Linked DNA regions of Mus musculus: region 1 is linked to region 2. Evidence: chromatin loops called from intact Hi-C (ENCODE). Cell type or tissue: left cerebral cortex. All regions are shown on one strand. Links, peaks and the distances in the headings refer to the core of each region. The heading gives the core; the rest is flanking DNA. Region 1 has its middle 72 kb from the start of Gm22805. Region 2 overlaps Gm31432 (a long non-coding RNA gene).

Region 1 (15,234 bases), core at 3,271-11,270, 270 kb before region 2:
ACAACTATGGTTTCTGAAAAGATTCTGGAGAGCCCAGGGCATTTGCTGTGGGCATCCCACACTATTTCCACAACTAATAACGAGTAGAAACTGATGGAAATTGTAGCAACCAAAAATATATAGGAACTCTCAGGTCTAAATCTCTCAGGAATGAAGGCTTGAAGCACCTTGCAGGAAAAACAAGTAGTGGGAAAGGAAGATTACATACATGCACACACAGACACACACACACACAATACACGCTCATGCTCACATAGACATACACTACACATAGACATACATACACACATATACCACACACACACTGCACATATACACACACATACATATCACACAGAGACATATACCACAGACACACAGAGACACACATCACATACACACAGACACACTATACTCACAGGCACACACACTCACATTCATACAGACAAACATACCACACAGACCCACACAGTCACATAAACACACCACACAGACACATACACTCATACACACACACTCACATACACACAGACACACACCACAGACACACCACACACAGAGACACACACACTCACATAGACATACACCACACATAGACATACACACACTCACACACATACCACCCACACACACTACACACACACACACACATACCACACACATAAATACCACACACAGACACACATCACACACACACAAACACTCACCATACTCACAGACACAAACACTCACATACAGACAGACAAACATACCACACAGTCACATACACACAAACACACCACACAGACACATACACTCACACACCACATATACAGACAGAAACACAAACATACCACACAGTCACAGAGACACACACACATACACACACACTTTATGACCAATTACATCAGCAAGGCTGACAGCAACCATGTATACTTGCTTCTTTCTGTGGATTATTTTATTTCATGCTCCTTTCCCTTATTACATTATAATATGTCCGGGATTACCTTCACATTTACTCTTCAAAGAATAAAATATTCTAATGGAGGAACTGTGCTACCTTGCAGAGGAGTTAACATGGCCTGGTAACAGCATGGTTGTCACCCAAAGATGGGCACAAGAGCTGAAACTTTGTGTGTCTTTATTTTGAGGAAACAATGGGAACATCTTTTTCAGTATAGTATAGGTAAAAGAACAGATTTTTAACATGGTTGCAGGAATTCAAATCATGTTGAAAGTCGTGTGCAAATGTTGAGTATCCAAATGAGTGATCTATGAAACTGTTGTCCCTCTAAGTAGATCCTTCCTAAGTCACAGCAGGATGGTATTGCAGGATAATTGATCACACTGGGAACCCTGAGATTGTGAACTAGAAACCCCTGGGGTTTTTTTCTTGTGGTGTGGCTGAGCCCCAGCACACATCTTTAACCTAAGACCTTTCTGTAAACAAGAGCTAAATAAAGTCAACCATAGGTCAAGAGGTAGAGCAAGCAAGCAGTTAGTAGGGAGTGAATATAAAAAAACCCAGGAAAGGAAACAGAAGGTCTTTGGGTTGAAGGGTATTTAAGACAGCATGGAGAAGGAGAAAGAACTTTGTCCTTCTGGGACATCAGTAGGACAAGAAGGTCACCTGGATGCTTTCTCTGCCTCTCTGAATGGGCAGGCTTTCACCACAGCTTCTGGCTCCTGACTCTTCATTTGGTAAATCAAACGTTTGCAATTTTGTTTTAAAAGCAGGGTGGTGTCTGCTTTGCTGCTTTCTCCCTGTCAGCAGAGGCTTCTCAGTTGAGGTTGCTAAAGGAAGACTACAAAGAGAAGAGGAGGAGGAGGATGGGGAAGAAGAGGAGGAAGAGAAAAGAAGGAGGCAGAAGTTATGATATCCCTGTTGAGTTACACTTTGCTTTCTGCTTCTGTCAAATGAGCCCAGAGCTGCGATACAGTTCGAAGTTTTCCCCAATACAGCCCAGGTGTCCTTCAGCCAAGTAAAACTCCTCCTTAAAAGGTTTGAGTCTTAACCCCACAATGCCATTCTGCAAACTCAGCAACACCAGCTTAAGTCAGGCAAGTAGGTCTCCCTCAAAGGTTTCCAGTGCTATTTCCATGATACTCCACTGTTTTTTGTTGCCTTAACCAGGTGCTTGAAACTTTTGGTTACCTGTCAGCCTGTATATGAACTTGGTACATTTAAAATGTTTCCTGTAGTGGAGATGGCCCCTGTCTTTTGCTGAGACCTGGATGAGCACAAATCTTAAGAAGAAACTGAACAAATGGACAAAGGTGGAGCATGGCCTGAGCTGCAGTGTTTGTTACAAGCTCTTATACAAGTCTGAGCCCAGCACACCCATCTTCCACAGGATGCTCTGGCATCTTCAGGTGCGGAGCTCTCCACACACCTGCTGTGTTTGCATCTCTGTTCTCCATCCCACTTCTAGGTGTCACAGCAAGGCCTCTTCTTTGGACCAATTGTGTATAGTGAAAATGGACCCAGAGACATGGTGGAAGACAGGCTTTGAATGAAGCGCCAAGAATAGGACTTTGTGCTGTCCAGATGATAATTGGAAGGATTTTAAACTCAAGAGTCTGTGGAAACAGCACTACTTCAGAGGCTATACTAGAATGTTCTCTAATCCATCAATCCATTACTCCATCCTAAGATTCTTGCAAAGAAAAGTTGTCCCCAAACTCTAAGGCCTTTCCTCTCTCTCTATCCTACCGGTGCCACTGTAATAGCAAGGTTGCCTCTTTTTGACACTCAGAACAGAACACTATCCACATCTATGCCTCTACTACCATCACTGCCATTATATGTCTCAGTTCTCAGAAAAGGGAAATAGATAGCTAAAGAAGTAGAAGATAGGCTGTAGAAACTTCTGGGACAGGCGGCCTGAAGAAATTGTTGTAAAAGAAGGAAGTCCATGAGAAGAGAAACAAGATTTGGGCCCAGGGTGCTCACATTAATAACTGGACACCATCCATTTAATGCCTGCTGGAGTAGAAAGTCTAAGAAAAGAAAAGAAGAAAAGACTGCTCAAAACTTCTGCTAACAGAATGCTACCTTCTCCTATTTGAGAGCAACATGATTGGCAAATTGATACAGAGAGTCTGATAGGAAGGAAGAGAGTGTCTCCTGGGATAAGCTTGTCCTCAGTCTACTCCAGTGTAGACTGTTGAAACGCAAACTATGGGAAGAACTCAGTGTGGGTTAACGGTACAGAAAAAAGACCATTCTTTACCCACTACAATCTTAAACCTCATTCACCATACAAGTGAGTCTGCCTGGACTAGATGTTGGGTCAAAAGTACTAAAGAGAAGAAGTGGGCTCTCTGAGTTTCATGGGTTTTGCAGTACACAGTACACTGAAGATTTGTACACAGTGGAAAAGGTCAGTGGCCTAAGAGATAAAGCAATAGAGGTCTGGGGAATGTGAGGTTTTAGCACTATATAAGAAGATAATCTGAAAAAGTTTTGTGAGATAAAGGAATTGGAAAAGTGGGGAAAAGAAGAAGAGAAAGAAGTTGAGGAAGAGGAGGGGGAAGAAGAAGAAGAGGAGGAGGGAGAGGAGGAGAAGACAATGACCTTGGGGCTTGGATTGGAAGAGTCAAAGGATTAATCAGATGGGGAGTGACCAATATGTTTCTCACCTCTCCATCTCCCTCAAATCATTTCTCTAGTTCATCCAACGCTCTAGCTTTTCTATCTCTTTCTGCCTATGACTCCCCATCTCTGCTCCCAGGGGAACCCTCAGTCCAAATGGAGGGATTTATGAACAGAGATACTCCCTTCTCCAGATCAATGGCCAAAGATCAATAGCTATAATGCAGAAAATTAATCCATATTCATTAGAATTGAATTGAACAAATGATATTATTAAAAAAAATCCCTTGGAAATCTATGTAAAGAATTACATGGAAAGTTGTTCTAATGTCACTGCTGTCTGCACAGCCAGGGAGGGAGGAGCTATTGCTCACATTCAAAAAGCACTCTAGAAGATTCCTTCTTAGAAAGTAAGAAAAGGGGCTCCCATGTTGCTGCTGCTTCTTCTTCTTCTTCTTCTTCTTCTTCTTCTTCTTCTTCTTCTTCTTCTTCTTCTTCTTCTTCTTCTTCTTCTTCTTCTTCTTCTTCTTCCTCTTCTTCTTCTTCTTCTTCTTCTTCTTCTTCTTCTTCTTCTTCTTCTTTTATCATACATTTGGAAACACACCCACAGACATGGAGGTAGCATGCCCCTTCTTCTAACCTGCCTGACTTCTCCCTGGAATCTGTGAAGATCCTCCAAAGGAAATAAGCTGAGTATGGCCTCAACATTGTGAAGGCATCATTGACACATTTAAGAGCTTTCTGTTTCTACTTTGCATGCCATTTTATTCTTTCCTGATACCTCAGGAAAATCCTGAAGACCCCTGACAAAGGTTTATCCAGCATCTTTATAAGATGGGGGTGTCTGTAATATGAAATTAAGTATGGGCACAATTCATGTATTTACACTTAATTCCCCACATAATAGTATTAAGGATCAGGGCATGTAAGAGGTGGTTTAAAAGGGACAAAGTTCATACTGATGGAGTTAGGACCCTTCAGAAGGGGCTTTAGGAAGGGGTTGCCCCTTCTGCCCCTCCCACCTCATCTGCCTCTTGAAGCATTTGGCCCCTCTAGAGAATCTCCCAAAAATGCCATCTTGAAAGACCCATACCAACACTCAGCCTGCTGTCTGTCACCTTGTCCTTGGACTTCCCAACATGCAAAACTATGAAAAAGAAATAGCCACCATGTACAGATTACCTAGCCTAAGACATTTTGTTGGCAGAGGCAGGAGCTCCTCGTAACATATATTACAAGGAGGTAGGGACCATTTTTGTCCTTGCCCACCACGGTGGAGAACCTCATTTTCCTTCCTCCCCTGAAACGTTCCTTTGGTGAATATTCACAGTTCTCCTCTCCAGAAGACCAAAAGCTCCTTCCAGGGTCTCATACAAAACTCTCTAATGGTACCACGTGAAAGAGATCACAGGGCTTTAGGCTCTCCCTTTTCCTAGTCCAGCTTTCTATACTCTCAGGGCCCCATTAACTACTCTGAGTCTCTTTTCTTTCTCTGGGATGTATGTGTCTTTTTCTGGGAAACTGCCAAGCATTTGGGAGAAGCCGTGTGGGCAGAAAATGACCACAAAGCTAGAGGGAATGCTTAAAGAGTCCAACAACCACTCAACACGGATTTATTGAGCATCTGTCATGTTCCAGGAACCATGCAAGGTTGGAGCGGGGGAAGATGAGCCCTGCCTAGGCCAGCCTTTCTCACAGCCCAGCATCTGAGTGGGAGCTATGGCATCAGGCAGCTCCACAAACTTCTTCTATTTTTATAAGGTTCATTCTGTCTTATGGGCAAAGAAGGGCCACCCAAGTGTCCTGCACTTATTGGTTGAGTTAATCAAAAAGAATTCATGCCCTGTCAGCCCTTACTTTTTGAGATGGGGAGCAGAGTTAAATAAGAAATGACAGTGACTATGCATAAGGCTCCTGAAATTTTCTCCTCTGTTAAACAACCCCCACCGTGGCAGCCACTACCACCACGCACACATGTTCACATGCTGGGGTGCACACGCACACGTGCCCATGCACTCAGAAAAGACTTGCTACTCCCTGCTGTAAATGCAGGCTTCGAGAGACAATTAAATATTGATATCTTTACATCTCAGTATTTTCTTTTCAAATCCAAACAGCCCCAACAGGAGCCATTGCTGATAGTTACTTAACTCCTTAAAACGTCCACGAGGGGTTTTATCCTTTTAAAAGGAAGTCGTTACAAGCAAGGAAACGGAAACAGGCTGGGGTGGGAATGGGCTACTTCTCCTGAAACAAGCCCCCGAGAGGAAACTTCCGCTCACTTTCGTAGACTCTGCCCCAGAGAGCCAGTTCTAGGAGCAGGGCCAGCTTTACACAAGCAGGTCTGGCCTCCCACATCGCACCCTCTCCATGGCCTGAAAAGACAAAGACATACTCTCTTGCCAGCTTCCAAAATAGGCACTTGAGCGCCCTGCAATCAGAGGCTTGGTGAAATTATGTAAATTGTCCATGCATAATGATGCCCCTGCTGAATAGATTAACCCAGCAGGGGTACTGGACAGCACTGAGCAGGTGTTAGCTGCTGGGCCCTCGCGCTCTACCCAGCATCAAGGGTGAGAACCTATACAGCACATACTACCACGCACTCTCCTTTTCTCTCAGTCAGTCCCAAATGTTTGCCCACTAAAATCTCCAGGGTCAGCCTGAACGGGAAGACACAAACCTCTTACCCCCGGGAGTTGTTTCTTGGAAGGTCAGCAAGGGGACCCTTCAAATGGATGAACCTCAACTGTAACCTCTAGAGTCCCTGCCCTGTGTTTCTGTGTCTCATTCCCTGCCCTGTGGGTGGGACTCGCATCCTTGTATTCTCCACAGGATCCAGTCCAGAGCCTTCTCCACAGTAAGCACTCCCCCGGATGCTTTTTGAATAGAATTGAATTCTAAACAGACAGAGCTGGAATGCCTCTTTGAAGTTATTCAAGCAGTCCGCAGACATATTCCGATTGTGAGTCACACGTCGTCTATGGGTGCAAACACTGGTATAGGGATTCCAGCTTCATTCTCATTACATTCTTTGAAATCTTGAAATCACAGGGAAATTGTGTCTTTGTGTGTTTTAGGCACTTATTTTTGTTTTGACTCTTGGGATTATTTTGGTTTTGAGACAGGGTTTCACTGGTGTAGTCCAGGCTAGGCTCAAACCTCTATCCCACTCTTTTGTGCCGTTGTGAGCTCTTCCATGGGCAGATGGACAAAGCTTTCACCAGCCTCTTAGCGGTGCCACGCCCCTTCCCTAAAACAAACACTGTCAATGTCAATGGCAGCTAGCAGAGTGGGAAGTGTAGACTTGAACCCCCACAACTAACCGCATGCTAAGAACTGGGGATGCGAGGGGAGGGGGCGCAGGGGAAGGTGGGCAACCTGAAGAAGACAGAAACCTGAAATCAAGATCAGCTCCATGTAAAGTAGCTGCCATTAGCCCAAATAGTCACTAATATAGAAAATGAGCCTTGAGAGGGTTCGTTGCTCTCCTAGGGTCACATCTCTCCCACAGCTGCCTTGGCATTTGACAGCCTGGCCGGGACACCCTTTTATGTTCTCACAGGCACGGGACCCCTGCCATAGTTGTCTGTATTCTGAGCAGCTATGGCAGGGGCTTGTTGGCTAGGCCTCTCTGTCCCCAGTGCGCACATCTCTGCATGCTTCAGCGGACTTTGTGGAGTCTATTTACCACATCTAAGACCAATTTCCTTCCCTTCAGTTGCTTTGAAGATAATTGAAGGTACTTGCATTGTCTGCCTGGGAATGTAAAAAGCCAGCTAATGCTGCAATCGATGCTTCCTGCTTAATGCTGAGCCTCAGCCCAGCCCGCCCTGAGCACCAGCTAACACAGCGTCCGTCCGATGATGGCTTCGGCAGATCTTCCCGGCCAGCTACTTTGTTAATCAGAAAGGGGTTGGGGGGCTGCGGGGGCCCTCAGGATAATGGCAGGCAGATTGAGTTGTTAAGCCTGAATGAAATATTTAGTAGCGCCATTTACAGGATGCTGCTGGTGGGAGCGGTCCTCTTGGCGCTGCCTGGGGATGAGAGGGAGGTGCTCTCCTTGAGCTCCCCAGGCAGGGCACTGATGAGCCTGTTACAGCAGGCAGGGAGGAAGGCTGCAGCATCAGCCTTAGAGGTGGAGGAAAGGGGAAGGAGGACTAACCTGGATAACCTCCCAACTGACACACCCCCTACAGGGCAGGCTCAGAGAGCTCAGGAGGGCCCACCCTGCTAAACCTTCAGTGGGCATGAAGAAGGAGTGCCCACCACATTCTGTATAGCGGTTCTGCTTCTTGGATGGATTTAACAAGGACGTAAGGCTGGTTGTGACATGAGGTAGGGAAAGGAAGATATTCGTGTTCCTTTCTCCTGATCACTGAGAACATAGAGTCCCTGCGATGTGTTTTAATCCACACCAAACTGATGTTCTCGCTTCCAAAATTGTGGAATGGAGCCGGCGAGATTCCCAGAAGAAAAAAACACTCGCTCCCAAGCAGGCTGAGTTTGATCCCTGGTTCTCATGTGGTAGACGGTGAGAACTGATTCCCACAAGTTGTCCTCTGACCTTTAAATGGGGTAACTCCCCCATACACACAGTAAGTAAGTAAGTGAGTGAGTGAGTGAGTGAGTGAGTGACTGAGTGAGTGAGTGAGTGAGTGAATGAATGAATGAATGAATAAATAAATAAATAAATAAATAAATAAATAAATAAATAAATAAATAAGTGGTGGAGTCTTTCTGAGGTGGGGCTACACAGTTCATATGTTTATTCAACATTTATTTAGCTCCTAATCTGCTATGAGTAGGAATTTATCAGGTGCCTTAGTATCTACCTTCTCCACAGAACTCACCCACCTCCCTCACCCCCCACCCCCATCCCCCACCCCCACGCCCCATCATGACTGAGCAATGCTTTAACCCTTCCTTAGGTGAAGAATGCAATGCTTCCTATCATCTGTCCCTGTCCCCTCCCCTCTCCCTCTCTCCTCATCTTCTCCCTCTCTCTTCCTTCCTCTTCATCTTCTCTCTGTTTCTCTCCCTCTACCTCTCTCCCACCTCCTCTTTTCCTGTCTCTCCCTCTCTCTCTCCCCTCTCCTTTCTTCTCTCTCTCTCTCTCTTTCTCTCTCTCTCTCTCTCTCTCTCTCTCTCTCTCTCTCTCTCTCTCTCTCCTCCTTCCCTCTGACCTCCCCTCTTTGCCTGCTATCTTACAGTCAGATTACTATCAGTTAAAGGTGTATATATAAATAAATTCTCAATAAATCACTAACATGGTTCAATGCAGCTACAACCAATAAGTTAGCTAAGGAATAGCCAGGCATGGTGGTACACACCTCTAATCCCAGTGCTTGGGAGGCAGAGGCAGGCAGATTTCTGAGTTCGAGACCAAGCATGGTCTACAGAGTGAGTTCCAGGACAGCCAGGGCTACACAGAGAAACCCTGTCTCGGAAAAACAAACAAACAAACAAACAAGTAAAAAAGTTAGTGAAGGAATTAAAATAAAATTATAAATAGCTGACATCTTGAGCAAGTATGATAAAACAATATAAAAACACATGATGCACCACGGCTAGGAAGGCAAGGTTGGTTTAACATTCAAAAAATAATATAACTCACCATGCTAAGAGATACAAAGAGACAAAGACAAATCATGTCAAGAGATACGAAAAGGTATTTGACATAATTCAATGTCCTTTCTTTATAAATATTCTAGGGGGAAAAATCCTAGAACTCAAAGCAAACCAGTTTATATAACACTCAAAGAATAAGTCAGATACATATGGATTCACCAACAAATCCCATTTACACATTTAAGAGACAGGGCTTGGATGTAGCTCAGTGGTATAGCACCTGTCCAGCATATGAAAGACCCTGGGTACAAGCCCAGGTACCACACTCACAATCCTGCAAAGGCAATCCTGTATATGTTGTCCAAAGAATAGAAGAAATTATTTGTGGAATCAATAAAATCTTGGTTGTGGAATCTGATGAAGATAGTTCAATAAGAGAACCTACTAATCAATCTCTCTCAGGCAAAGATCCTAAACAAGTTACTTACAAATAGCGCAGCACAATGAACTTGGGCTGACTCCAGGAAAGCAAAATGTACTATTTGAAAATCTACCAAGATAACTGACTATAATTTGCCAATTAACAGAATAAATGAAAAAGGGGGAGAAATTACATGATCACCTCAAGAGATAAAGAAAAATTATTTGATAAAATTCAACACTGTGTATGCTTTAGATGGGAAGGAAGAGAAATGTGTAAATGAGAAGAGGGAGTGTTCCCATGCGTGTTATTGCTATGGTACAGACGAGGCACTCCTGATACAGGATACAGTTAACTCAGCTAAGCCACAGAAATCAGAGCTCAATGCACAAATGTGAATAGTATGCCTGTGTAGAGCCAACAAACAAAAATGGTTTTAAATGACATTTTCAAAACATCTAAAGTAAATATAACATAAGATGTTCAAGGACCTCTAGGAAAAAAAAAAATCCTCTTATCACTGTGAAAGAAGACTGTGGCAGGTGGCGGGATGGATTTTTGGATTGGGAGAAGCACCATTAAAGAGCTCTCAATTCTTCTCCAATTGACTTAAGTTTTAATCCCACCCCAAAAAATATGCCCACCTTTTTATTTATTTATTTTTTGAGACAGGGTCTCATCATTATGTAGCTGTGGCTGGCCTGGACCTGGCTATGTAAACCAATATGGCCTCCAACTCAACAAGATCTACCTGCCTTTGCCTCCTAAAAGTCTCAACATAATTGTCTTTCATAATTTTGTAGAAACTGAAAAACTGTAAAATTTACATGCAAATATAAAGTATTAAAGTATCAAGGCATTCCTGAAGACGATGCTATATGTAAGTGATAATTTGGATGGTTTAAACTACTAGATAGTAAGATAGCATACCCGAAAAGTGAAGGTTCTTATGAAATTGGCATAGGAATTGCCAAAGCACAACTAAAGAAGTTAAGATATCTGGAAAACCCATCACATGTGCTGTCACGTGACTTACCTCAAGCACCGTTGTCCACTGAGATACCTCGAGAGCCCACAGTATGTGTTTCTTAAACAGGGCTATATTACCATTTAAAGCATCTATTTTTAAAATGACACATTTAAAGCAAAAGGGCTATGTATTCAGTGAGAGAAGCTATTTTTAGTACACATATTTGACAAAAACAAATCTTATGTCCAGAATATATCAAAGACTCCCACATTCAATAAGAAAAGGTATGGAAAACCCCACAGGAGAAAGACCGTTGTCTGATGGAAGATGGTACCCATGGATGGAGGACTCACCTGAAAACACTCAGTTGTACTAGCCTCCTGAGATGTGGAACAAGTGGAACTTATAGATGGCTTGTCTAAGTATAAGCAAGGAAAAGCACTCCTAAGATTTTCCTTAGAAAATGTGATGCAGACATGTATGTAGAAGCAGATGCATGTGTTCCCCAAAGAGACTCATAACAGCACAGGCGTCCATCGGCAGTAGAATGGAGAAAGGCAGATGTAGTCATGAAGTGGAGTGTGGTATGGAACACAGAAAGTTCAGGAACTAGTGGCATGTCTAACACCACCGATGTTCTATAAGACTATCTATCATGTGGTACAAAGAAGTCTCTCAGACAAGAGCACGCATTCTGATTCCATTTAGTTAAAATGTAGAGGCTGGACGATGGATCCATGGAGGGCCTGGGGCATAAGCATGAGGACTTGTGTTCAGATCCCCAGAACCCACATAAGAAAAAGTTGAGCATAGCACTGTGTCTACAATTCCAGCACTGAGGCTGGGTCTCAGAGCTCAATGGTCAGCCAGATCAGCCAAATTAGTGAGCTCTAGGTTTAGTGAGAGCCTCTGTCTCAAAACATAGAGTGGAGACGAGATCAAGAAAGACCCTCAGTGTTGACCTCTCACTTATGCGAGTCCACACACCAACATGAACACACACACACACACACACACACACACACACACACACACACACTCACACACATTTACAAGCATGAGCCAGCCTGTACTGATGGGGTCAGTTTGACAGTGTTGGTGACTAACAGGGGTTTGAATACCTTTCCCCACAACTTCCCATGTCCATCTGACATGAGAAGTGAAAATGTGTTGGCTTGAACCCTTGCAATCTGTGCGGTTCTTTGTGTGCATCTCGTTCTTTAATTTTAAATATGCTATTTTTATATCCGATATGCTATTTTATATCCTGAGTGTTCTTTAAAGACCCAAGTGATAAAGGTTTGGTCAAGGCTTGGCACTCTGAATAAATGATGGAACTTTGAGGGGATGGAGCCTAGAGGGAGGTCCTTAAACCATTTGGGGTATTCCCTGAAGGGGGTGGTGGAACCCCACCCTTTCTCTCTCTCTTTTACTTCCTAACCATGAGATAAGCAGTTTCACTCCATTCACTCTTCTGCCATGATATACCTTTCTACTGGCCCAGAGCTGGGAGGCCAACCAATCATGGATTGGAATTTCCAAACTGTGAGCCAAAATTAAACCTTTTCTCTTGATTAATTGATTATCTTTGGTACTTGTTTTCATGGCAAAACAAAACAAAACAAAAACAACCAAAAAAAAATACCTGACTAATGCACATATTAAAAGATTAAGGGAAACAAAACTAGAAATACTAACTGCAGTGTGATTTTACCCATATAAACTTATATAGGGAACATATACCAAGCATACTACATATAAGCAAATACCAAAAGGTGTGTGGTGATTACCCCTGGCTGTTGATTTGACTTACGACCCACTTTCTCATTACTCTTTATACGTGAGGTATCATCTGAATCTTTCCAGTGAGAATGTATTACTTTCATAAAAGCTAAAAATAATAAAGCTTTAAATAAAGATTTCCTTTTCCAATAGCAAAATTCTATTGTGGTTGTGTTTAAGGACGAAGGGAGTCCAGGTCTCTTAGAAATGCATAATTGGAGCATTTGCAGATGAAATAATCTGGTGTCTAGCAGGGGGTAGGGAGAAGTGGAGAATATAGACGTTTTAAATAGCCATATGTTGGTAATTGTTAAGGCTGAATGATGGTCCATGGGGATTCATTATGCTCTTTCCTCTACCTACGAGTGTTTGAATAATAAAATGCTGAAAAACAAATAAACATCCCTTCATAAGCATAGAATTTATGCATGGCAGATATTACCCATTGCAAGAGCTATACATAGTCTGTAGATAACCCAGGAGAAATGGAATTACTATAGAACAATTTCTCAACATTTGGTGGGTGGTAGCAGCTGGATTTAACTAAAAATACATCATATTGAAGGTCCTCTAAAAAAGCCTGGTGCAGTGAGCATGCCGGACGTCCCAGTGCTGGAGAGGTAGAGGCTGGAGGATCCCTGAGGTTTGATCAGAAGCCAATGTGGCTGATTCTGTGGGCTCTGAGTTCAGTGAAAGGCCTGACTCAAAAACATAAGGTGGAGAGAAATGGAGGAAGATACCAGACATCAACCTCTACTCTCTGTACACACACATACATATATGTGTATACATATTCACATACATGTAGGGCAGACAGACAGACAGACAGACAGACATCCTCCAAGCAAGGCTTGGTCAAAAATTCACCTGACAAAATAGTTGCCTCAAAAGAAAGAAAGTCTCCATGGGGCTCCAATATCTCATCAACATAGAGTACATTTAAGACCCAGTGGGAAGCATATATACTCAGCAGATAAAACAACAATATCTGTCCCTTTCCCAAGGGGACAAAGAGGGAAGCAGTTATGGAGAATCAAGGCATTCCTTATAACTTTCTGCCCTTTCCAGTCTAGGAGGAAAGCACCAGGAGGAGAAACTGATAAAGAGTTGGATGAGCTTTAGTGCCCTCTAAGGAACTGCAATAGCCCTGCATCTGGCCAGAGGCATGAGGTCATGGATTTAATCGGCAGTGGCTCTCAGGTCCTGTCTCCAAGGTTACCAGGTCTACTGTAGCTCTGACTTGTCCTTGACCTTTGTCAGCTCCTAACCAGCTCTTGGTGCAAGATCAAGATCCGAGTATGACCACACCTCAAACTGTCTTTTGGGCCAAACTGACTTTGAAGCTTTGGGGTGCCATAATCTATTTTATAATATTTTTGGTTAATAGAGAAAATTACCACTAGATGAATGTTTCACAACTTCAAGAATAGGTCAAAGACCTTAATTTCTTCTGAGAGGATCATTAAGTAGGAGGAATTAGGAAGCAGGAAAGAAACCTTCTCCATGTGAAAAGACTATCGTGTGTGCTCTCAAGTCACCCAAATTAACCTACTATCTAAAATCTAGGTTTCTGTGTGAGTGTTTTGTTTGCTTGTTTGTTCCTTAATTGACATGTAATTATTATACATGTTTATAAGGAGCAGTGTGATATTTTGATACATGTATAAAATGTGTAATGATCAAATAAGAGTAATTAGCATACACAGCACCTCAAAAATGCATCCTTCCTTTGTGGTGACAACATTCAAAATTCTCTCCTCTGCCCATTAAAATTTAAATGTACCATAATTATCAACTCTACTCACTGCACTGTGCTATGGAACAAGAGAACTTGCCCCTAACTATAATGTCATAACCATCAACCAACTAGTCTCTTTCTGACTCTACCCATCCCAGCCTCTACTAACCATTACTCTATGTTTCAATTCCACAATTGTGGCTGTCACAAAGAGAGGAATTCAGACAGAATTTGTCTCTCTGTGCCCAACTGCCCTCCACTCTTACCCATATTGTACCAAGTTACAGGATTTCCCTCTTTGTGGGGAAGAATTGTGTAGTCTACTTATGTTTAGAAATACCCCATTTCCTCAGTCATCTTCACCAATATTTCCTCATCTGTATTTTACCAATACCTATTGATGGCTGCCTAGATACGTTGACTCATATCTTGGCTAGTGTGAATGCTACCACAATAAATGTGGGTCTTTGTTCCTATGTCTTTCAATGTATACCCCCCATAAGTATTGCCCATATATTTTATTCTAGTACATTCTTAGTCCATTTTAACTTTGTCTTATACATATGGGTCTGGTTTCATTCTCTTGTGTATAAATAACCACACCATGTATTGATGAGACTATCTTTTCCCCCAGTGTATGTTCTTGGTGCAAAAGTCAAATTGGTTACAAGCCAATGGATTTGTTTCTAGGTTCTTAATTAAGTTCAATTAGTCCATGTATCTCTCATCTTAGTATTTACTACTTAGTTATTCTAGCTTTGTCATAATTTTTGATTCAGGAAGTATAATATTTCCATGACTATGTAAAGTCATTTTATCTCCATATTAATCTTAAGAGTCTTTTATACTTCTGTGAAGAATTTTCTTGGAATTTTTATAGAAATTGCATTAAGTCTGTAGCTCCCTCTGGGTAGGATGGACATTTTATCAATAGTAAGTTGAGGTCCCATGATAAGGTGCTTGCCTAGCGTAGCTAAGGCCCTGGGTTTGACTACAAGCACTCAAAAATAATCAGTCTTCCTCGTCCATGAACATGGGCTGTCTTCCCATCATATGTGTGCATACATACATGCATTTTCTTCAGATCTTCCAACAATATAATAAGTTTCACCATAGTTATCTTTCAACTTCTTGTCAAATCTTTTTCTTGGGTCCTTTTGAAGCTATTTCAAATGAGATTACTTTCTTTATGCCTCTTT
Region 2 (15,234 bases), core at 3,329-11,328:
AGGGCTGGAGCTCCAGCAGGCACACACTGAGCAATCTCTAATTCGGGTCGTCCTGGGTCATAATTCTAGTCCATCACAACTTGGCCCTCAGAGGAGACTGTCCTGGAAGTTGGAAAGATAAGAGTGTATAATACAGGTAATATGTCTTCCCATCTTTATTGAGCATAATGAACATAAGACCCAGAGGGCCCAAGGATTCTGCTATCACCTAGACAGTTAAGAGCAGAGCAGGAGTCTCCTGCTCCCCACACCCCGCCCCCTAGTGCTGGACAGACACACCTTGCCACTCTGGTAGCACACAGCAGCAAGGCTCGCAGCTCTATCCAGTGAGAAGTCATGGCCAGCCATGTGCAGGGGCTCTTAGACAAGACAACTGTTCTGGGTAAGAACTAACCAAGAACCAGTTCTTGAAGCCAGGTCAGGGTGTGCCCTGAAACACACCATGCTCAGCGTTGTTAGTGTTGGATGGGGGAGGCCTGCTGTCTCCCAGGCCTCTGCAGTACCTTCAGGGCCACCTCCAGGAGTAGCTGTGATCATATTTCCTTGCGTGCTTGCGCTCCTCTCATCCACCCCTCCTCCCCCTTCACAACTGCCTTCCCACAACTGACTTTAGCCATCAGCAAGCATTTGAGGTGGCTAGGTGTGAGCGCCACCTTGGAAGCTCAAGGAAACAAGCTCTTGAGCGGGGTAGGGAGAGAGCAATCCCCACCGTTTGTGGAAATGATAATGTCCACCACATAGACTTGAACCTCAGGTGCTCCTTTGAGCCTGGTAATCCAAACATGATGTTCAATAATGTTTGTTGATCCCCAAGCAGTGATAAGGGGTTAGTGAGAAAGAAGTCTTTGGTCTAGGAGAAGGAAGCAGAGGCAAAGAAGCCAAACCCGTGGCACCCAGCTTCCCATACTTTCCTGTGCATGAGAAATCACCAGAGTCCCTGACAACGTCTTTAAATGACCCCTTCTCATACACACATACACACACATGCATTCATATGCACACATGCACACACATGCACACACATGCACATACCACACACATATACAAAATACATATGTATACACACACATACACAAACACATACAAACATATACACACATACACATATATACACATACATAGCATACACATACCACTCACATATATACCACACATATATACACACATATACACAGACATAACACACACGCATACACACACACATACACCACCACCACCACCACCACCACCACCACACCTCTGATCCTCTGTTGGGTTTATCTGATCCACACAATATAGTTCAAGGTAGACAAGAGGAGGAAGCCTGAGGCTCTCCTGGATTGGAGCACACACACACACATAAATACATACACATATACATATACACATGCACACACATATACATATACACATGCACACACATAGACATATACACATACACACACATACATATATACAAATACACACATACATATACACACATAGACATACACACACACACATACATACATACATACATACATACATACATGCAAACATACACACATACATACACACATACACATACACATACACACACATACACACAAACTCTAAACAAGCAAGAGAATGATGTCCTCTGGCCACTCCTTTGAAAAGGAACTTTGAGACCCTGGAGCTGGGCACCATGTAAATATGGCCACCATCATCCCCTTCCCAGCCAGAGGTCAGGCACATTAAAATGCAAGAGAAAAGATTTGTTCAATCAGAAAATGAGCTGGGCTCAGGAGGCAGGGCCACACAGGAGGCCTGCCCACTGGGAAACATGTGGCTCTGAGAAGATGGATTGGAGAGAGGCAATGGAAAACGAGTCCTACCGTAGGGCCTGAAATCTACCATCAAGGCCAGGGCCTAGCACAGGGTCTGAGGCCTCCTTCAGGGGCTGAAGCTTAGCACCGGAACAGAAGCCTAGAGCAGTAAGCCATCCTGCTCCTCTGCAGGGATGACCCAAGGGCAGCGCTAGCCTGAGGACAGCATTCAGTTTTCCTCTCAGGACCTCTGTAGGGAGAACAACAGGCAACGTGCCAGACTCAGAAGACAGGCCACCTGTTGCTGGGTCAGCGGGCAGATAGGCTTGATGCCTGTCAAGAGCTCTGGGCTACACGACAGGCCTGTCTTATCCACTAGGGACCAAAGGCTCTGGGTCAGGGTCCCTGAAATGTTTTAATTTATTTGAAAACCAGAAGGAAACAAATGACCTTTCAGAGAGAATGGAATGTTTTAATACATAATATAAATGTGTCATCTGTATAGCAAAGCTGTCATAGAATCTGCTTTGTTTCCTATTTATTATTTATGTTTGCTTGTTTGTTTGTTTGTTTGTTTGTTTGTTTGAGAAAGGCACCCAAGAAATCAAAAGCACCTAGGGTGTCAAAAAGTCAGATTGGAAGCCAAGGAAATGACACAGCAGGTAAAGGCGCTGGCTGCCAAGCCTGGAAACGTACCTTGCATTCCCAGCTCTCCCATGATAAAGGAGAGAACCTGCTCCCTCCAGCTGTCCTCGGACCTCCACGTGCACAGCGTAATATACACACCTTCTCTCTAAACCAATGTTTTTAAAGATTCTTTCGAAGTCATGATGCAGCCAGGACCAAAGGGTAGGACTGTCTTGGAAACTGGAAGGCTTCCTGTATAATGGAGTGACTTCCCGTGGCAGCCAGAGCCTGTAGTCCACCTGCCCATCAAGTGGTGATGCCCAAGTTTCAGCCCCTGAAGTAGGTCTCAGACTCTGTGGCAGGCCCCAGCCTTTATGGTGTATGCACATACATTCAGCAACAGTTGCTATAACTGGGCTCCAAATGAGAAAGGAGAAGGGGTCTGGATACTGGACGGGGAATGTCAACCCCTCATGACTTTGAATAGGAATAAATGACTATAAATGAGGACCAGGTGAGCAAATTTGCTTTCTGATCAATATTTTGGTCCCTTTTTGATCTTGTACTGGGGCGATGTTCACCCTCTTCCACAAGTGAGGAGAGAGAGGAGGGAATGAAAAAAGGTAGCAGTCTAGCCTGCTCCCACTCACCCAGGGCTTACTCGCTTTCTCTTGCCCCATGGTCTTCTTGACACCCCCATTATCCCTTACAAGGCCCCAAACTTTGCGTGTAGTGATCAAGCTGTCCCACCTGTAGTCAGAGGCCACGTTCACTAATCCAGAAATTAAAACGCCTGGAGAAAACAGGCTAATCAAATTATACATTCCTGAGAACCATTTATAAGCCGGGTACATTCTTTAATCTTAATTAGAAATCTGAGCAGCTCCCACCGTCTCTGTAATCAACATTTAAACAGGACTGACCCCCATGGCGCTAACCTTGAGAGTCACACACAGGTCTGCAGTGAGAAGAGAGCCAGAAGCAGGGGGGTGGGGGGGAAGGCTGCCTTGTCACTAAAAGCAGGGGGTGTCAGAGGACTGTGGGCAAGGCTGCTCAACCCCCTGGGTCCTTTCCTCCCTAACAATGAACAAACGCATCCAGTCACCTATCTGATCTGCCCACCTCTCCTCCAACTCAGAAGCAGGGTTGTCACCCAACAATGGGACTAATTTCCTCGGGAGCCTAGCTGCTACACACAGCCAATAACCTTCCTGCATGGCACTTCCACTCATGCTGATTCACGTACCAGTCCTTAGAGCCTTCCAGACACAAGCTAACACCTGCCTCTCCCAGGCTTCTACCCAGGTTTTGTGGTCCTGTGTCCCATTCCTCCCTCCTGAACTGCTGACACCACTTGTGTATATGATGGCTTTAACTTTCTGAGCCTCTAGGTATAGCTTGTATCCAAGCATCAAGGCTTCCCTTTAGTTTTGACATAGTCAGTCCCTCCTCTGTCCTTAGAAGCCTACAAAGAAAAGTAAAATCCTTGGTTGGAGGGGGACAGAATGCACTGATATATACAGAAAGTACATGCAAAGTATAAGACTCATAGGAGGGTTAATAGTTGAAACTTGTGGACTGCACAGAAAGAAAGGTGGAAGTTTGTGGGGTGGGGATAGGAGTTGCCAGGAGGCAGATCCACTAGACAAGTGTGCTTAGCATGTAGATTAAGTCTCCCAGGTAGCCATCACCTGTGGGCATCTCTGTCTAGGCCAGTTGTCAAACCGCAGTCTATCCTTCATGCAAAGAGATCTCTCCTCTACAGATACCAGCTAAAAGACCCCTGCCCCGTCTGTTTCTTACCAGATAAAATGCCTCTTTTAACAAAAAGACAGCTTTGCAAAGCCATCCTTATACCTGTGGCACCTCTGAAGAACCTTCTGGAAATCTACTAGCAATGTCTATTTAGGGATGGTCAATTTTGTTCTCCCTAAGTCCACACAGGCTTGGGTGGGAAGGTTCACAGGCACAGTCATTCACATGAGACAAACTAGAAACGATCTAAATGCCCATTGATGGTGGCAATCCCTATGCACCACAGTATACCTACACATGGGATACAGCTCTACAAAATGAAGCAGGGTGTGGCAGGGGATGGGGGTGAGGGTGGGGATGGGGGTGGGGAATGAGGGTGAGGATGGGGGTAGGGATGGGAGTGGGGAATGAGGGAGGGTATGGGGATAAGGGTGGGGGATATAGCCAGAGTGAACCTTGTCTTAGGATTTCCATTGCTGTAAAGACACACTATGACCAAGGCAACTCTTATAAAGGACAACGTTTAATTGAGACTGGCTTACTGGTTCTGAGGTTCAACCCATTATCATCATGGTGGGAAGCATGGCAGCATCCAGGCAGGCATGGCACTAGGAGTTGAGAGTTCTACATCTTGTTCCAAAGGCAAACAGAAGACTGTCTCCCATGTGACTAGGAGGAGACTCTCAAAGCCCACCCCCACAGTGACTCACTTCCTCCAACAAGGCCACACCTCCAAATAGTGCTACTCTCTGGGCCAAGCATATTCAAACCACCACAAACCTCAACATTACTCTGAGGCCAGAGACAGACACAAGACTGTGGCTCACACATTTCTATTTACATGAATATTTCTAGAATGGACAAACCCATAAGGGCCAGGGCAGGCAGTGGGTGCCTCATGCCTGGGGCAAGAGCGGTCGTGGACAACATGTGGACAGGACTGAAGGAATTCTTCAGGGGTGAAGAGTGGGGCCCTAAAACTGAATTGCACAATGGGATAAAGTTAGTAAAAGCCATCCAGCTGTACCCTTACAGTGGATGGACTTTATGGTATGAATAAAACGAGCAGTAAAGCTGTTCATCAGGAACACTAATTGATGGATGGATAACGGGATGAGGAGGCAGGCTGATAATGAAACAAGACTGTAGTGGGAACAGTGAGATCCAGGCCATGCATTGAATGAGAGCACTGGAGACTTTGCACATCTCTGTGTGCTTAAGTTGTTTAAGAGTGAAATGCTGTGGGGAAATGACTTGTTGGGTCATCTGTCTGAAGCTGGTCTGCCTGGCTACCCCAAACCCACACAACCCTTGGGGAGAACTCATCACTCTCCCTTCTTCATGAAGTTTGTCAACCTTATTACAGGCTGGCTCCCCGAATAGTTGGCCTTATCTTGCTCATGGTACCCACTCCTTGTGCCAAGACAGGCTGAGGAAATTCTTTGTTGAGGAAATTGAATTATACCAAAACCTATGCTTTGGGGTTTGTCCATTTGCTTATTTATTAAACTTTCTACTTTTTTAAGTAGTTCAACAAAATTGGCCTTGCCTGTTGATGTCTAGTTAGAACCACAACTCATTATACAAGCTCAGAACTACTGGGAAGGAAAGAGGGAAATGGCCTGAGCACTGTCTCCTAGTACTCAAGTCAAGGGGACTTCCCTGCTGGACTAAGAACCTACTAAATGCAGGCCTATAATCTAGATCTGAAGAGAGGAGCCCTGCAGCCATCCCCTGCCTACATCTCACACTACCTGCTTTAGACCCTGAGGTCCATTTGTGGTTCCCCATCAGTCACAGATCCAGCTATGTTCTTAAACCTTTTCTCTCTTCCTTATCCCCCATTCCTCCTTGCTTTGTGCAATATTAGCTCCCATGTCTGCATCTTCCAACCTCCCTCTGAGGCTTAGATCCTTTCTGGGTTTCCTACAATAGCTAAGGCCTCAAAAGTTGGCACCAGGGGTTGAAGAGATGGCTCAGCCATTAGGAAGACATATTGCTCTTGCAAAGGACCCAGGTTGAATGCCCAGCACCCATATCAGATTGTTCACAACCACCTATAACTCCAGCTTTAGGGGGTCTGACACTTCTGCCCTCTACAGACAGCTGCACGAATGCATATGCACATATACCCACAGACATATACACATCTACATAACAAAAAATAAAATAAAACCTTTTTTGAAGTCTGACACCAAGACCATTGTCTCTTCCCCACTCATCTTAACTCCCTCCTTTGTTCCCAGCTTCTTAAAACATCACCCAAATCTCTCAGCAGGAACATGTGACACCCCAAACACCTTATGTCCCTTGGTTCTTCCCTTCTAGACAAACTTCAGGATTTTTTTAAATGCCAATGGCTCCCTCCTATGTCCATCCAATAAAGTTCAAAGTCAGCATGGTATGGTAGGCCTCCTGCAGCCACCACTTGCCCAGACCACTTTCTCACCATCTTTCCCACCACTCTTTCCCTCGACTAGGTGGAGCCATTCTTTGCTACCTGCCTCCAATAGCAGTTGCCTCCATGAGGACCCCTCAGCCATATTGCTAAGGATCGATGGGTGAACTTGCAAATGGTCTTTGTACTCAGAACTAAAGGTCTTTTCCAGAGAAGAATAAACTGTCCTAATCAGGAGGAGAGGTGAAATGGAAACTTCTGGTTTGTTTGCAAAGTCAGTTATGTAGAATGATGTTTTGCTGGGCACAGATGTAAAAGAATGTTCTGCTAAAGGAGGCACATGAGCTGGAGCATTGGTTTGCTTTGCTCTACCTCAATATTTTTCACTGGTGACACGCATGTATTGGTTCGCCTTACACTGCATTGCTGAGCTTTGCCTGCGGTGACACCATAGAGAAACCCACCAAAGAACTTCTTGTGAGGCACCTGTGACTTCTTGCTGCTTCTGCAGACCCTGGCCAATTGACGAGCCTTGCGGTTTCTTCTGGATTGAACTGCCCTTGCTGGTCTGTGTATGGTGACTGCAGAGACGACTGGTTTGCAGCTGCTGATTCATAGTTGGTGTTTGCTACTGGACTGAACTGCTGATAACCTGACAACGAAGATTGAGCTTGCCCCCAAAGAACTATTTCTAAACAGGTATACTTCCCCCATGTCCTAATAACTTTTCTCCCACTACCTCTGGTGGGTTGTGGGTTAGAAAAGAGGTTGAACCCTTATTAAAGTAGGTTGGAGAAAATGTATGCCTCTAGAGAGGACTTCTTTGGGCTCCTTGCAGGGAGGAAACCCCTTGTGGGGGAAAGGGGAAGAGTGCCCAGGCTGCTCCATCTCCTCAGCCCACTTGGAAGGAGGAGCACCAGCTGTGTGAGGCTTACCATTTCCAAAAGGCCAGTTCTTATATAACGGGACAAGGCAGGTGCATAATGAGAGAAAAAAGTATTGATTCCTCCCACGCTGCCTCATGCTCGTTCCCAGGCAGGGAGCCAGGGCTGCATGGATACAGCCAAGCCCATCCATATGGCTTTGCATCTGCAAGCAGCCCCTTAAAGAGAGGCATTAGTCAGCTCTTTGTATGTTAAAACCAGAAGCCTCTCCCTTCCTGCAGCCTGCCCCCCTGGGCCATTTTTGTTCAAATCCTACTAGGACCCAGATCTTTTCTTCTTATTCTCGGCAGCATTTCCCAGTGTACTTCTCCAGGTTCCCGAAGTGTTGATGGTTCTACATAAGCAGAGGTTTGTACCAGTGACTCCTGGGCTGGAATGGTTCCCAATATCTAGTCTCACATCAGCAACCAGGCCCCTCAAGAGACCGGGCCTCAGACACTGATGCAGGACAAAGGCAAAGGATGAATCCCTATCTCTATCCTGATCAACTCTCTCCTTAAATTAAAAAAAAAAATAATAAAATTAAATGTCTACCAAGGCTATCTTAGGAGAAGGAGGCAATACTGGTTGTTGAACCTAGAACCTCATACACCTAGACAAGTACTCTACTCCTGAGCCAAACCCCAAGCCTGAGGCATTTTTAAAAATTTCCCAGTTGATACGTTTACAATGCAATGATCAAATGTCTGGCTTACCTGCACCGTCTAACTCTTTATTTCCCAACTGTAACTCAGTCTCAGAGTGGCTGTCCCCACGTCCCTGTGGCTTTCCGATGACATCTGAAGTTCCTTCCGACTCTGCCTCCAGCCTATTCCCCAAGTCCCCCATGTATACAGTCTCAACAGAAACAGGATCTCAGCACGAGCTGAGGGATCTGTAGTACAGCAGAGCCCCACCTGCATTTGAGATGCAGAATGCTAAAAGTGTCCTTTCCTCAAGTGGTCCCCTAACTCTGCTCTTAACGCTGAAAGAAAAAGGCCGTGCGTTATCAGAAATAAGTCTTCTTATCAGACATTCAGGCACACTGAACAGAGGAGGGCAGGGGCCTGCTCTCCACTTCTCCGCATCAAGCGCCCTCAGCTGGTAGCTAAGTGTCTCATCACTCTGGGATTTGTGTGTATTCTTCCTCCTCAGAGTCATCTACCTCTTCCTCCTGGCCTTGGCTCAGGCACTTGGGTCCAAGTCCATGTTTCCCTTGATGGCATCAAAGAAAGCTTCAGATTCTGCAACTTTACCAGTAGGGCTAGGGAAGGACCCCAGAGACAACATCCAGAAGGTGAAACATTTCTAGATCATTGGTCCTCAGTCCTCAGTGCTCGTCTCCACTCTTCAGGTAGCTTCAGACCAAAAATGTCTTGGGCTTCTCCTGGAGACTTTTACTCAGTTGGTCTGTGATGGGTTCCTGGCCTCTTCTGAAACCTCTATGTGATGCTAAAGTACAACCAGGGCTGAGAGCCTTGAAATGGGCTCCACTCATGGTGCCATTGAATAATGCCACTTCTCCTTCCTAACAAAGATCTTCTTTTACTGCTGATATAGACCACCAGGTCACTGGGAGAGGGACACGTGCCCATGTCAGGAACGGGGTCCTGATGCATAACTGAACCACCTTCAGACATCTCTGCTAGCAAGGGGGAAGGGGTGGTAGTGAGGGACTGGAATCTATGGGGAGGCTGATGCTGGCTATTTGCATCTGTCAGTGAGATGGTACCCGGTCAAGGCATTGCGGCAATGACCATGGTAGAAAAGGATTTCACACTGCCAAGATTCGGCTTTCCCACTGACCTGAGAGTTCAGCTCTTGGATTTGGGGCCTCCTAGAACTTAAAATTGGAAGAGAGACTAGGGTAATTTTGGAACCAGAACAAAAGCTGGGGTAGGCTAGATCCCCATGTCCCCAGCCTCTGAAGAAAACTGTGGATTGTCCCTTGAGTCTGAGAGCTAAAGATGCTCTGAGAGAGAAAGAGCCCTCAAGCTAAAAGTTAGGTCAGGAGCGTCCGTGTCCAGAGAGAAAGAACACCACCCAAGGCTGGCTTCCTTGGCCCTGACTCAAGAGACCAGCTTAACCCTACTCTCTCACTTTCTTGGACCCCAACACTACAATCAATCCCCCAGCTCCTGAACCCCATTTTGCTCCCTATTATCTAACTCAATGCCCTTGATCCCAAGATGCCAATAGAAAAGAATGCAGTGTCTGTGAGATGTGTTCATCTCTAGTTAGGAATCAAAGCTTGGTTCAGACACTTGGGTTGTGTTTCTTGGTACATTGATGAGATCTCAGAGCTGGGTTGCTTTTCTTTATCTCTCTGCGTATTCTCACCCCAGCCCTAAAAATGTACTGAGGCAGACACCATCAGCTCTGTTCTGTAGACAGGGAAACCCGGGGGCTCCATGGAAGGAAGCAATTCTTCCAGTTAACGGCAAAGTTAGGATAAGAGTCAGAGTCTCCTGGTTCCCATATCACACCTTCCTTTATCCTTTCCCTATGATGCTCAGTGGCGGAAGATCTGTGGATGACGAGACCTCATCTGTGCGCAAGCTGTAGTGATGGCATAACGGACAAATCAGCTGCCATACAATCATGATGACTGGAGTTCAGATCAACCAAACCCATGTAAGTGCCTGAAAGTCAAGGCCACACACCTCAGTTCCAGCACTCAGCAGGCTGAGAGACATGGGATCCCTAAAGCAAGCTGACGAGCTAGTACTAGCAAGTTCCGGGTTCGACTGAGAGACTGCCCTTACTGTAAGCTGCATGGCCCTTCTTTCTCCTTGTCTGGCTCTCTTTCAGCCAATGTTCTATCAATAATCAGAGCAAAGGCATAAGGGTGAGTGAGGGATGCCTAGGATAAGCCTTCAGGGCAGCTTGAGGTAGGGGTATGCCTGCTGCTGCAGGGTAGACTGGGCTGATGGTCTGTGTGTGTGTGTGTGTGTGTGTGTGTGTGTGTGTGTTACTGTGGAAGCTCAGAGTCAGAGCCATGCTCCCAATCTGGGTCTGTTACCTCCTAAACACACAACCTTTGGGGAGAGTGTCAAGTTTATCAAAGCCTCATGCCTCTCAGCTGTAGACTGCCCATTTTTCAGAAGGGAAACTGAGGCTAGGTCACAGAGTTAGCCAGTGCTAGGATTTGAACCTCAGTTCTATGTAGCTATGAAATCCACAGTCTCAGACTCTGGCCTATGTCCTTTTTCTTTTTTTCTTCTTCTTTTTCTTTTTCTCTCTTTCTTTCTTTCTTTCTTTCTTTCTTTCTTTTTTTTTTTTTTTTTTTTTTTTAGGCAGGGTTTCTCTGTGTAGCCTTGGCTGTCCTGGAACTCACTCTGTAGACCAGGCTGGCCTCAAACTCAGAAATCCACCTGCCTCTGCCTCCCAAGTACTGGGATTAAAGGTGTATACCACCACTGCCCAGCCCACATCCTTTTCTATATCCTGCCAGGATCCAGTTCTAACGGTCAGGTGAAGATCTGGAGGTGAAGGCTGGCCAAATAGTTGAGGGTTCCGCATGCTCAGTATGTGTCGTCACAGCTATGGGCCCCGGGCTGCTGGCTTCCCACAGGTACGGCTCCTCCTCTAGCTCTTGCCAGGCTGCCCCTGGGGGACAGGTGCAGGCCGGTGCCCTCTCTGCCTGCTTCCGCTACTGCTAAACTTTACACTGGGCTCTGTCATTAGCCCAACAACAAGCTCCCTGTTTGACTAGCCCTGTCCAAATTTGCTCGGCGCGAGCAGGAACCCATGGTAAGTAAACGGTTTTCTGTTGATATTTGAGCACTAATGAAGAGGCAGCGAGCGAGGCCCATTAATAACTGAGGAGGTGATTGTGTTTGCAGAAGGCCTGTGTACAGCATGTCAGCCTGCCCAGGGCCTGGCCCGCCTCCTTATTGATTTCCCGATAAGCCGAGCAGGGCTCTTGTTCTCCTGGCAGAGCCTCCCCCAGGCAGTCCTGAGGTGGGGTCTGCTCCCCCCAAGAAAGCCTGTATCTCAGGTGAGTTCAGGGGTCATCTGTCACTCATTCAGCCACCATGCATGGATAGAGCGTCTAGCATGGGTCATAGGTAGGTCATTACCAATATTATCCTAAGTAAGGAGTCCCCATCCTTACTTAGAGATAGTTTGCCCTGATCTTCCTGGTGAGGATGCTCTTTGTGGTGCCTGTGGAAAATGGGCTCCGTGCCTGCTTGGGTTTTCTTCCTTTAGCAGAGGGATTGAACCCAGAGCCTCACTTACACTGCTGCTTTGTTACTGACCTATACCATTATTTTTACATAATTTACTTCATTTTTTTTTAATTTTGAGATAAGGTTTTACTAAGCTGCCAAGGTTGGCCTTCAGCTCCCTCTGCATTTGGAACCTTGCCTTCTTCCACCAGAGTCTCCTGAGAAGCTAGGATATCGGGTCTGCACCTCCAGGCCTGGCTTAGACTTTTGACCACATACCAGGTGACCCTCTGTCACCACCCGGAGAGGACCTGTGGTGGAAAATGGCCTCTCTCTGAAGCTGTACTTCCTTCCTGTGTCATCCTTAGCTCTGAGGTCCCTCCCGCAGGCTCATCATAGGAACTTTTGGTTTTATGCTGGAAGTGGGGATGTCGGGCAAAACCAGGGGTTTCCTTACCCTCCTCACCAGAATTACTCTGGATCTTGAACTCTTCAGAGAAATGGCACCCCAAGTCTGACGCCAGGGCTCAGTGTGAGGATGTGGTGGATGTAGCTGTGGTCTTTCCTATTTGGCTTCTTTGTCCCCAGAATAATAACTCCGAGACCCAATTATTTACGAGTAAACGTCTAGGACATAAGCTTTGTCTCATTCCCCAACAACCTCGTAACTGATACAACCTGTTTATTCTAGTCTAGGTCTGCCAGATGGTTGGTTATCTCTCCTCAGTTTCATCATCAGACTTCAGGACCAATCTCCAACCTCTAACTCCCAGAGCTCCAACCTCTCTATACTGGAACTCCCACCTTCTATTTCCTGCCTTAGCTAATAGGCCAACAGGTTTTTATTGACAGGTGACGATTCCATACAGAACATAAGAGATTCTCTCTGCAGATGGCTACTAGACTCCCAACCTGAGACTTGTTTTGAGGGTCAATTTTTAGCTTTCCTTGTCGAGAACTGGGGTTGAGTCAGGTACTAGCTTAGTCATAAGCTTGTAGTCCAGTAGAACAACAAATTAAAATTCACTGACTGCCATGGATCCAGGGCTGGGGAGGGAGCAAGGAGGGAGCTGGAAGGCTGGGGACATGTCATAGAGGAGGCAGCATAGAGGAGGCTCTTAAGGTTGCTTATGAGCCTACGGGAACATGTTTGCTCTCCTGGCAGAGAAAGAAAGAGCAGCCTGCCATTGGCTTCTGTTTTGTGCAAAGACCCAGGTTTGTCTCCTAGACTTGGCAGGATGGGTTATTTTATGGATGAAGGCTTTGTTAGAAAGGTCATTTTGGTGGGACTGGAGTGTAATGTTGAAGGTTGGGATCAGAGGCCTTGGGGACAGCATCTTCATTTAGCTTTGTCTATGTCTATATATCTGAATCTATATGTGTGTATATGTATATATGTATATTTCTATGTATCTTTCTATCATCTATCTATCTATGCCTATATTTACCTTTATATATGTGTGTGTGTTCAAGTGTGTATGTATACAGATATGTGTGAGAGTGCCGGTACATACGTATATGTGTGCTCATGCAGTTGGTAGCCAACAAGGTTGATGTTGGGAGTCTGCCAATGGGGTCCACCCTTAAGGGTCCTTATAACCCACAGCACAGCACTGGCTGACACCCCACCATTGGGTATAGGCCAGTCAATAGCCATGATCCTTTAGTCTCTGACTATTTTCTGTGATAAGGACTTCATACACCCTGAAAGCCAACTTTTGTACCATGATCCCAGCATGGAAGCAACATCCCTGCATCTCCTCAATCTCAGCCAGTCCTGGGACAACAGAAGGACACAGTCACTCCTCAGTTAGCTGTACTGAGTTCCTATTATGTAGACAAGTGAATTAGAACAGTCCACTGTTGCAAAGGGCACACTATTCTGTAGGATGTAAAAGGATGATGCTCTTATACACAAATACACAATAAGATGGTGCTCATAGGAAAAACACATCAATGGAGGGAAGCCTGGAGGGGACCAGGAACATACTTAGCCTCAAGTGCTTAAAGAAAGCCTATCTGAAGAGGAGGCGTTCACACTTAGACACAAAGGGGGACTCTGGGGAGGGTGTGGAGATGGCTCAGTCAGTAAAGAGCTTGCCATACAAGCATGAGCACCTGAGCTCATAATCACAACGCCCACAGAAAACAGCAGATTTGGTGGCACCAGACCTTAACCCTGGCACTGGGAGTTGGGGATCCCTGGAGTTCAGTAGCCGGCCAGCTTAGCCATACCAGTGAGCTGCAGATTCAGTGAGAAACCCTGTCTCAAACAAACAAACCAAGGTGGAGAGCTATCAGTTAAGACAGCTAATACTTGCCTCTGGCCTGCTCATGCTTGTCATGTGCACATACATCCACTAGCACCTGCATGCACACATGCATATGTTGCCCACCTACACATTCATACATGAAAGGACACTTGGCTTTTGAGCATATGTGGTATCCCTTACCTGAATAATGATGGCCCCAGAAATAGGTAAGTAGTATTTGGGAGTCAACTGTCACTGCCTCCAGGCAATTATTTAACAATAAAAACCATTCTGTCCATACGTGCTTCCCACTGTAAACGAAGCCACGTGAGTTCATTCACACATGTGCGTGCACACTCTTGTTCACACCTGCTCATTTCTCTCCTTGGTGAACATTGACACATACACATCTCCCTGTCCATCTATCTCTACATCGTGATGAACGCACTCACAAAGCACGTGGCTGTTGGTCCCATTACCCAGCCTCACACACATACAAAAAAGGCTCCATTGCACGAAATTCAGTTGTGCAGCTCTGCTCTGCCTGTGCCACCAAGCTCAGGCTCTGTCCTTGCAGTGCCCACTAACCCACTAGTTCACCTGCTTTTTCAACCTTGGCTAATGCACACGGCCACCCCAGGGTGATTGGACCACATTTCTCGCCCTCTGGGAGAGAAATTCTGATGCCTGAATCATTTGAATCTGTGGCACTAAAAGGTCTCCTGACCAGAAGGAACAAGAAAATGTCACTGGCTGATGGGGACAATTTTAATGCAAAATGCCACCTTCTAATGATTGCACCTTTTGCTGCAGCTGCCAGCAAAAAGACACTTAGCTCTTTTCCAGAGGTCAGACTCTGATCAAACAGTTTTGTACTCTCTTCTACCTCTCTATTCCCTCAGAATTACAGTCTCGGACTCGCCCAGAGCCAGCCCAGACGTCCTCCTGAGCAAAGGCAAAAAAACGACCCAGGCAAGTTCCCCAGGAAAGCACTTCACAGGCCTCTGACCCTCCTCTCCCTTCCTAGCCCCTGAGCAAGGATGAAGGGCTCCTGTTTTTGCCTTCTTAAAACCAGGACCATGTGGTAGAGAAACTCCTTAGAGCTTCCACTGACGCCCATCTTCCCATTTGCTGCATGCCCTCTGCATAAACTCTTCGCTTTGTTCTTTCCTCTTCAGATAACTCTGAGCCTCTTGTAGAGGACACAGGTGAAGTCCAAATTGGTTAGCACCCTGTCCTTGGAATTTAGCACAGGCTGGACTCCTTGTGATGCCTTGTAAGATTTGCCAAGTGGCCATGAACCCCGGAGTGGAGACAGAAGAGAAGCATGGTGCTTCTTCA

What was found. A loop is a pair of places that touch in the nucleus more often than their neighbours do. Peaks named below come from ENCODE experiments on the same cell type or tissue, not always from the same donor. Only the 100,000 strongest peaks of a DNase experiment are listed, where the experiment ranks them.
Region 1: it touches region 2 in a loop (14-fold over the local background); 2 of 42 quality-filtered maps call a loop at or near these places.

What each region holds. Positions count from the first base shown.
Region 1 is chr9:46,694,642-46,709,875 of GRCm38, reverse strand. No RefSeq gene overlaps it. Among named protein-coding and RNA genes, the nearest start is that of Gm22805, 72 kb to the right of the region's middle. In left cerebral cortex, for the core only: no CTCF peak of the experiment used is centred there; DNase peaks (open chromatin) are centred at 5,503, 5,945, 6,445, 7,144 and 1 more place; H3K27ac peaks cover 3,109 bases.
Region 2 is chr9:46,427,236-46,442,469 of GRCm38, reverse strand. The region is part of intron 1 of Gm31432 (a long non-coding RNA gene); the gene reads right to left. Among named protein-coding and RNA genes, the nearest start is that of Gm31432, 45 kb to the right of the region's middle. In left cerebral cortex, for the core only: CTCF peaks have their summits at 7,395 and 8,564; a DNase peak (open chromatin) is centred at 7,583; H3K27ac peaks cover 1,633 bases.